2 separate regions of the Mus musculus genome follow, and region 2 is linked to region 1. The links are chromatin loops, found by intact Hi-C in ENCODE. Cell type or tissue: heart. All regions are shown on one strand.

Region 1 (5,000 bases):
CAACAGGAAGATAAATATATGTAAGTGGAGTGCATGTGCTAACCATCTTAAAAAAAGTTTGCCACTAATTCATTTTGATACATGTTAATTTTGCTGATTTTTATGGTATTCATACCATGCTAAATCCTGAGATTGATGGAAAAGTGTGACAGTTCTCAGTGTAGGCTGTCTATCTGAGGCATTCTGACATCCAAGCCTTTTCCCAGAATTCCCTAAATCCTGGTGGCATGCCTAACCATCTGGTTTTACAACCGCCCTTTGTGACTCCAAGTGCAATAAAAGTTAAGAACCACTGTACTGAGACAAGATTCCAAGGACACTCCATTTCTACTTGAGTCAAAATCCAGCCAGTTCAACAGGAACACAGAAAGAAGGGAACATACAGAAAATGTCAAGTTCCCAAATTGCCTTAGCAACTTGTGAGGGGCCGTCTGTGGCAAGGTAAGACTTCCTCATGATAAACCATGAGACACAAGTTAGAGCCCAGAAGACAACTCCTGCCACAAATGCAGAGTAGTGCAGACATAACTAAATATTAGTACACACGCAGATTTCTTGAGAAATCTGGTCAACTTTAAGAGTTCTTTGCATCAACAGCATGACTTGGCTGCCAGAAAATAAACTTGGTCCAATGCTATGTCAACAAATGCTTGCTTTCTAGACAAGGAAGACCCCTCCTTTTCTGCATGCTTCGTTGGGGTATTTTAAGTATGGAGCCATGTTCTGAACGGCGTACTTTATGAAGATAAACTTAGCATGATGGATGAGGATAATTGGAACTGTCGGGTTAAACTAAAAAGGAATCTTTCACTGGTAGGAAAAGTAGCCCTGGGAGAACGTGACAGATATTTCCAAATATCTGAGGGGCTAACATGTGGAATTTACATTAGACGAAGTACGCAAAATACCAAAGTCAAAAGCAATGGGTAGTTGGAAGATTCAATGATGTCAGTCTTCAATAAAGGGAAGCACAGTCAGGGCAAGGGGCATTCACTGTTTGTAGAGGTATTTAAGCACTCACGGAAATGTTGGGCAAGGAGACCTCCAGATCATATTATTTGAATTACAAGGAAACGTCTTTCCTCCAACGACAATTTTGTGGCTTTTTAACATTAGTGCACTTAGTATAGTTTTTGAATAGGCAAGACCTTTCATGTCTCTATGCTGTTGATGCAGCTTAAGTGGAACTTCTGCCATCTGCCCACCTGCCCAGGAAAGCAGATGCCATCACCAGGAAGACAGCAGAGTTCCTAGGTGCTTTTCCAGAGAATAAATGCATCACTGCTGTTTGCTCTTTCAGCATATAAATTGTCCCATTTCATTCTCTTTCTCTTGCAAATGGAAGGTGTGTCTTGCAGATACAGTTTGGGTGTGTCTCTATCAATGTTCTTTAAGATTCTGGACCATCTGTCCTTCAGATGGAACTTTAGGTCTTCCGGAAGATCACTAAGATCTTAGCATGAATGACTTGCCCTGTATTCTGAGATGTCCCTCTTTGCATTCTTGCTTCAAGTAAACCAGAAAACAGTGGAGGTGGTGGTGCTGGGAAGGGCACTATGGCCCCATAGGTCTCTGCTATAATGTTGATCTTTTTCTCTGAAGTGTTTTAGAAGTCTCAGGCTGGTCCCAAACTTCTCAGGATAAAGAATGTCTGGAGAAGGATTTTACCACAAGGGGTTGCCAGGGCCAAAGCGTGCGTCTCCTACCCACTGTACCTGCTCCCCCCTCCCCATCTTTCTAGCAGCTGAGCTCAGTCATGTGGCCCCTAAAACTGGTCCTGCAGAGAGAGTCAAGCCCCCAGACCTGACTTGAGCCCCTGCCTCCCCACCCCGACACCCCAGCAGAGCCCAGAGAGAAGGGCAGAGAAAGGGAAAGCGAGGAGAGTGGATGGAGGTGGGGCTGGAGGAAAGCGTGGGGCTGGAGGGAGCAAGCTTCCTAGGGAAAGAGAGGGGAGGGCTGACTGGGCTCGGCACGCTCCCTCCCTCTTGCCGCTTTCTCTCACATAAGCGCAGGCAGAGGGCGCATCAGTCATGCCCTGCCCCTGCGCCCGCTGCCGCCGCCGCCACCGCCACCGCTCGGCCCCGCGCGCGCAGGAGGCTCGAGCGCCCGGGAGCTCGCGGGCCTCGCCGCCGCCGGGCGCCCCGCCGCCCTCCTCCCGCCCCCCGGCTCCGCCGCCACCACCGCCTTCTCCCGCGGCTCCCGCGGCCCGGCTCCTTTCACTTCGGGCGAGGGGAGGGAGGAGGGGGGACGAGGGACCCGAGGGCTCTTCGGGACGAGTGGAACATCGCGGGGTGACTGGGCTTAACCACCCCACCCCCTCTTCTTTGCAAAACACCAAAAACAAAACCGCGATCGGCGGAGCCGGCGCCCTCGCTTCACCTCGCGGGCCGCCACCGAGGGCAGTTCGGATGTCCGGTTTCCTGTGAGGCTCGTACCTGACACCCGGGAGCCTCTCCCCCGTGAGGGCTGCCAGAGCCGAGGGCAAAAGTTGCGAGCCGCCGAGTCCCGGGAGACGCTCGCCCAGGGGGGTCCCCGGGAGGAAACCACGGGACAGGGACCAGGAGAGGACCTCAGCCTCACGCCCCAGCCTGCGCCAGCCAACGGACCGGCCTCCCTGCTCCCGGTCCATCCACCATGCACTTGCTGTGCTTCTTGTCTCTGGCGTGTTCCCTGCTCGCCGCTGCGCTGATCCCCAGTCCGCGCGAGGCGCCCGCCACCGTCGCCGCCTTCGAGTCGGGACTGGGCTTCTCGGAAGCGGAGCCCGACGGGGGCGAGGTCAAGGTAGGTGCAAGGGACCCCGTCGGGTCGGGCTGAGGATCCGAGGCTCCCAAGTCCTGGACTGTGTGTGGGCTTGGCTTTACTGGGTGTACAGAGAACCTGCCGTGGAGTGTGTGTGCATAATTATTTATTTAACCTTTGGATCCAAAGTTAGAGATTGGTGCACGCTTGCTTGGAGCAAAGTTTCTCTTCTTTTTTTCTCTCCCCCAGTGGAAAGCTGTTACTAGAAAGGAAAGCAACTTAGAGGAGGGAAGGGCCCAAGAGGTGTTCAGTCACACAGATTCCTTCTCCTTCATAGTGGTCTCCTGCCAACAGAGGAGTTTGCACCCTGCCCCAGTGGCATGGCTCCAGAGAGAATTTCATTGCTGTAGGAAATGCTCTTTTCTTTTCCTGGCTGGTTTTGGACTCCAAAGAGCTTCTGGGGTGTGTGACCAGACAACGGAGTTTTATGCTCCTGGAGTTTGCATAGCAGGGGCCCCAGGCTCTGTGAGCTAGTTTGGAAAAAGTGTGAGTAAATTTAGAAACTGGGCTTAAAGGTTTTGGATTTCAGAATTAACTTGAACTTGGTCAAATCCAAGATGTAACAGAAATTGGAATCTTCTAAACTTTATCAATTCTTTTCCTAAACAGTGGCTATAAGATTAAAAAAAAATCAAAGTATCAATTAGTTTGTTTTATTTTGTTTTAAAGAGAAATAGCATCTTTCCTGAACACGTTAAGGGACTTTTGAAGACATTCCGATTGTCTGACTCAGTTATCTTATCTTGTGTACTTCTCACTTGAACCTTCTAAAGAATATGTTTATAACATCTTCAAGTTTATACTTGGCGTAATAGTTGGGATCTTGAACTCCTGCAAAAGTTTTGTGTTTAAGGCACTGCGAAGCCCCCTGGCTGGAAGCAGACTGAAGTGGTTTATAGTAGCTGACTGCAAGTGGGGGGAAAAAAATAGAAGGGGGTGTGTTACTCTCAACTTTCAGTTGACTTTATTGGTGAACATACACAGAATGTGCAGAGGTCAAACCACCTTCCCTGGAAAGGTTTGTCTGAGAAAAACTTTAATACGGACAAGACTAGGTTATAAGATATCAAGTTACCATTGTGTCTACATTTGGTAAAAATACAAATACCAGATTTTTCAGTCCATTATGAGAACTGCAATGTTCAGCACACGCTTATCACTATACGTACAATGACGAGAATATCCTCGTCTCTAAGTGCCACAGAAATAAAGCTCGGGACAGAATCATACTTCCTGTAATTCGAGCCTTTGAAGTTTGCCAGACCTATTCACTTTCTGCCTCTGCAAATTCAAACTGATATACTTGTGACTTAGTCAGACAACATCACCATCGCCTATGATAGCTAGGCTTTGATTTACAGTACGAAAGCGTGACGCCTTGAGTTAAATGAGAAGCCTTTTCAGATAAGCCAATAGTTTATTCAAGGAGTCTGTCACGTCTGGGTCAATCCCAAATGACTGTATCAGAGCATGGATGTTTGTATGAGCTCAGTTGTGTGTTCCAAGAGGTCACCTTCAAAGGATCTTCTCATTGGTAGTCATTAAACATCTTATTTTCTCTGAAAATTTTGTTTGCAAAAGTTTCTTTTCTTATTTAATCATTTTTTAAAATATTGTATGTTGAATAAGAACTGATATTTGGTATGTAATATGACTTTTTTTAACTTATCAGAGGAAACATTATTTTGTATGTTTGAATTTCATGAGCAGTATACTTCTGCTTACTGAGCCTTTCCCTAGTGGGCAAGCAGAACTTTTGACAGCTTGTTTTACTGATGCCTTCAGGGAAACTGTATCCTTGCTGTGGAACTTGCACCCAGTGACCCAAACACTGCTGTGAAGACTCCATGTCTCTCCCTAGTGGCCTTTCAAGGCACCTCAATTAGCAAATATTGGAGAACTGGAGGGAAACCAGTTAGTTTCCCAGGAACAACTTAAATCCTAAGAAAGTATTTCACAAAATTCACACAGGATGTCAATTATACATAGAATTAGCTCTCACAAAATTTTGTTAAATAATAAAACCCATGTAGCAATTTAAAATTCACAATATAGGAAAGCCAATATGGTATAAAGCTCAGCATCCAATCTTCTTTGTGGTAGCCATGGCCACCCAGATAATTGGAACTGAATTTACTAAGTTCCCCTTTCTATTCTTTTCTTCATGACTGTATGATTTAATGAAAAGTCCTAAAATACTT
Region 2 (5,000 bases), 340 kb after region 1:
ATGATAATTCTGTTTTCTTATTTTTTAATATAACAATAATTCAACAAATTCCATTCCATTCAAAAAGAAAACATTATATATTTAGTGTAATATAGTTAAAGCAAAATATTTATACCTGAGTTTGTCCACAAAACAAAATATATCTCATACAATATCAGGCAAAAATACAAATCAGAATGAGACTGAGAAGAAATAAGTGTCCTGGTTTGCATTTAATTTCATGGGAAAGATGTCTAATGGGAAATACCCAACTTCTCATATAACTATTGCTCAGGCATGAACAAGAACATTCTTTTTCTCTTCCCAAGACTTAAAAAAGCATGGATTTTCAAACCATTTGGAGTTTTAAAAAAGATTGTGAGTTTTTGTCTCACACAGGTTATAGACTACAGCTTTCTAGACAGGGAAGGCATAGGGAATAAATGTGCTAGTCTTGGGGGTGCTACTGAATGTTCTTTTGGAGGCAACCTCCCCCCGAAGCATGAAGTTGTTGGCACTTTCCTTGGACATGTGGCAGTTGTCAGAGTAGGAGTCTCCTGGAGGCACCAGCCTACAATTTTTAACTATCGTTCTCTAAAGAGAAGTCAGGGACATCCTTGGCTCTTCCTGGCTATACTGCTATCCAACTGAGCATCTCATGGGCATATAATATGAACATATGGAAGCATACCATAGCAGTTAGCTTATATAGCTGAATGCAATCTTAAACAAGATGTGAGCAAAATGGTGTATTTAAACTAAATATAATATGAATTAAATATTTAGGGATTGTAATGGAAGATAGATAATTGGACAGCTGGAAATCATCAGTGGGATTCATCCCCCAATTAGCTAAATGAGAAGGGATATGCTGGGGTTAGTTAGAAAAAGACATTTGATAAATTCAACACATATTTTTGAAAAGCAGTTTTAACAAAGTAGATAAAGAAACCTTCTCTCCAGAATATAAACTATTGGAAAATAAATGATAAATTATCACAGAATTATTTTTCCTCTGGTTAGGATGAATTCAGAAATATTCATAATCACTACTGATGCTTTACTGGATATCTCAAAAATGAAGTACTTGATACAAAAGTAGTTTCATTTAGATAATTGATAATAAAGGTGAATACCCTTACTTTAGTGATGTCATTACCAAAGAAACACCACAAAATTCCTGTGTGTTGAAAGTTTAAGGTACCAAGATGCCTCATTAGTATAGAGATGCATTCCAGAAATCTCAGGCACTAGATGAACAGTTACTGATCTGGAGAAAGAAAATTGAACCTGTAATGTTAACCAAGGCTAGGTGATACTTTTCAGGTAGAGATATGTGTAAGTTATGGTCAGAAAAGGGAAAGTCCTGCTAGTACTGGGGGTCACTCCATTTTGCACTGAGCCCAGAATTTATGTGGAAGATGGTAGACTTTGACCTTAATTAGCATGGCAATATATATAATATATTCTATAATATAGATTCATATATACATACATGTATGATGTTTCTCTATTGCTTTTTCAAGCATCCTTAGTGTTATGTTTCTATTCTCCCTCAGTCTCCATCTGTATTGTCCTCCCTTCCCTCCAACATTTTTCTCATTTTGTCCATCACAGGTTGGATTACCTCAGTCAATATAACCTTCTCTAGTGTCAATTGTTGATCTACAAATTTGAGACTTTCTGGATGTTTCGTTTTTGTTTTACAGTGCAAAAGAATTTCATTGTGTATATGTACCATATTTTCATTATCCAACAATCAGTTGACAGACATTTAGATGGTTTCTGTTTCTTAGCTACTGTGAATAAAGCAACAGATATAGCCAAGTCCTTTGGGTAAAATCCAAGGAGTTATATAACTGGGTCATATGGTAGATTTACTTTTAGCTTTTCAAGAACTTGCCACATTAGTTTCTAGAGTAGCTCAACCAGTTGTCAAGCCCAGCAATGGAGAATGAGAATTCTCTTCTCTCTATACTCTTGCCAGCCTTTTTGTCTTTTGTTCTGCTCTTGATTTTTGTCACGATGACTGAGTAACATGAAATTATAAAGTAGTTTTAATTTGCATTTGCAGCCCAACATGCTCTGATGAAGTTTGGTTATGGAGTCACCAAGTTTTGCTTTTCTTTAAGCGAAGGCAATGCCTTCAGCAGACCACTCTGAGGAACCCTGAGCTAGCAAGGGTGATTCCAAGAGGAAGTATAGTGAACAGCCAACACTGTATATGCACTTTTGGTTTCCAAGCTCATAACCAAACTCTGAGACAGATTACATACTTCAGAGAATAAAACTATAAGGGCTTTGCTATCAGAAGTCCTTTCTGGAAAACAGAATAATGAAATATGTAAGCATGACTCCCATAGTGAGCTCTTGGTTTGCAAAGCCCCCCTTAGACTGTCCTTACACACCCTTAGCAGTTGGTCTCTTGGATGTTTCTACTGATCCACTTGCTGGATATCGTCTAGAAGTACCTAATAAGACATCAATACTTTTCCCAACGTTTTCACAGTAGATTAGAAGTGTATTATTTGTTAAATTCACATTAAAGTCAACATTTCCCCCAAATCCCAAGGCAGTTGTCTCTTACTATGCCCTATCCTAAATCATATATGGCTACATTTTCCAAAGAGAAAGGATGATAGTTAGTCTAGTTTGACTGGAGATTTGGAGATTACAGAATGTCGAGCATTAAGACAGACAGTGCCGGAAAATACAGGACAAGGTGGTCATCTGCAGTGCCAAGAGATAACAAAAGAAACATGAAGAGGCCTCAAGTGTTAATATGAACTCTCACCTGATTTTCATTTCAAGAAAGAGAATTACTCAAAATAGGAAATTACTTCTAAAAATATATTCACCTATATAAAGTCATGATATCAAAATTAAAATTAAGTTCAAATTTCTTTATTTTTCCATTGTTCTTGCTTATTTCACAAAAGCATGTGCTGTGTTTTGGTTAACTATATCTTTTAGACCCTTCTCTCTGTGCTTCTCCTATGCCCCTGGTGCTGTGCCTTCTTTATTTAAACAAACAAACAATGATTTATTTTGGTATTACCCATATGTACACAGGTGTAATGCCATCTACTGGAAGAACAGAACAACCCTCTCAGGGACCATTTTCTTGAAGAAACTGACTCTTCCTCTCTCAGAAACCATCAGTTTCCCCCTTCCAAACCCAGGTTTTATCTGGCTTGATCCTTCATTTCATTCCATGTGAGAGGAGCCTTGATTTCTTCAGGCCACAGAGCCTGGAAAGCCCCTCACTGGAATGAATCATATTTCCCAAGAGATTCAGAATTTGTATTTGTTGAGTTCCAAAGCTGTGCTGAGGCCCTGCAGAAAGAATCTAGGGATTGACATGATTACCCATAGGATGGATTATGGAACAGAGCCATGAATCACACTCATACCATTTAGCAAACAAGATAAGCTTCAGACTCAGAAACAATTATCTGAAGAGAAACCATGTTCCCAGAACCCAGGAAGTTTCTTGATAAGAATCATAGCAGCATATCTCTCACTTGGTGTAGGCAAGAAATGTGGCCAAGTCCTCTTGCTGACATCTTCCTAAAGGAGGGTACGTGGAGCAACCCCCAGTGCTACTTTTTCTAGGGGAAAACCCAAGCCTTCTGAAAAACTCCTGAGAATCCTTGATCTGTGGACTTGACTTTCACTTGGTGCAATCACTGAGCCAGAGGCAATTTTTGGCAGATAAGCACTTACAAAGTAAAAATCCACACAGGTTACCAATTTCCATCTTCTAGAGAAGGAAGACATTACTGTTGTACAGGTTGGGGGAAAACAAGAAAAAGAAGAAGAAAGAAATTTGCAAAGGAACAGTCCGGCTTTGTTTCATTTGAAGTATTTTTTTTTCTATCCATTACATTAGAAATTGCTTAATTTCCTTTTTTCTTCTGAGTCCAAGGTTCCTGGCACCGCTATAGTGTTAGCATGCTCACTCTTGCTGCAATGTGTTTCCAGCTCTTTACTTCAATGGCTGTTTCCATCTTCCCATGCTGTTCTAGCCTAGCTCTAACACAGCTGTCTGAGGGATGATTACTCTCCTCAAGTGCAATTCACCATCTATATTTAATTTGAGAACACACAGCGGGGCCTGACTTGAGAGTTGCCACACAGATGCAAAGCTAACATTTTCTCCTTCATGGCTCCTTCCTAGAACCAGCAGGCAAAATAGTTTCCATTACAACTGATGTGTCACTACTAACCTAGGCCTGGCAGTAGTTACTTAAAACTTAATCCTCATGGAGCTCTAGTCCAGGAAGGTTTGCCTTCCACATTCTTGGCTATGAAAGCAGCTGTTCTCCTACAGAGAAGGCTGTGATCAGAGTCAGTAGCCAAAATCAAAACATTACATGGCTTTGGAATTAAAACGACCTACTCGAGCTTTTGTACAGGAGAAGCCAACTATACAACTACGGTTGAGCTTCAGTGAAATGTCCTCCGGAAACCTGAAGGTAAAACCTAGACCTACTCTTAGTCCAGAATAGTGCCACTGGCCACAGTGATATCTCGTTTCCTGCCAGCTACACCACAAGGTTTCCTGCACCAGATGTGAGAAATCCAGTCAGTTTCCTGAGCTAAGTATTCCCCTCAAAAGACTTGCATGCTCACAGAGGGTCTATCACTGTCAAGTTTACCATTTAGAAGAAGCAGACCAGAACCCAGATAGAAAAGATATGAAACATTTTAATCATCTCAAGCAAAACTAACCCACACTGTCGCTTGAGAGAACTGAGAGGACAATTTAAGGTCGGAGGCATGAATGTATCACGTGCCCTCAATTGTTATTACAATATAGCTTATAATTGAAAACCGTGTACACTTCCGGCCCTGGTAGTTACACCTGCAATCACAACACATAATCATAAGGCTGAGGTGAGAAGATCCTGAGTTTTCCAGCTCCAAGGTAATTGAGAAATCCTATAGAAAAAAAATTGTTAATATTCAAGGTATTCGCTATGATGCTTTAGTATTTCTACATGCTGTCAGATTATCAT

Evidence for each region. A loop is a pair of places that touch in the nucleus more often than their neighbours do. Peaks named below come from ENCODE experiments on the same cell type or tissue, not always from the same donor. Only the 100,000 strongest peaks of a DNase experiment are listed, where the experiment ranks them.
Region 2: a loop joins it to region 1, with 8 times the contacts of the local background. A loop is called at or near these places in 3 of 42 quality-filtered maps.

What each region holds. Positions count from the first base shown.
Region 1 is chr8:54,075,145-54,080,144 of GRCm38, forward strand. It overlaps Gm33153, which reads right to left. Exons shown (of 1, transcript XM_006509526.4): 1 at 926-5,000. The coding sequence starts at 2,629. The coding sequence ends at 1,790. It overlaps Vegfc (vascular endothelial growth factor C), which reads left to right and starts at 2,388. Exons shown (of 7, transcript NM_009506.2): 1 at 2,388-2,781. The coding sequence starts at 2,635. In heart, CTCF peaks have their summits at 1,988 and 4,659; DNase peaks (open chromatin) are centred at 2,327 and 2,467; H3K4me3 peaks cover 3,137 bases; H3K27ac peaks cover 2,665 bases.
Region 2 is chr8:54,416,390-54,421,389 of GRCm38, forward strand. No RefSeq gene overlaps it. Among named protein-coding and RNA genes, the nearest start is that of Spcs3, 110 kb to the right of the region's middle. In heart, a CTCF peak has its summit at 3,055 (motif pointing left); no DNase peak of the experiment used is centred here.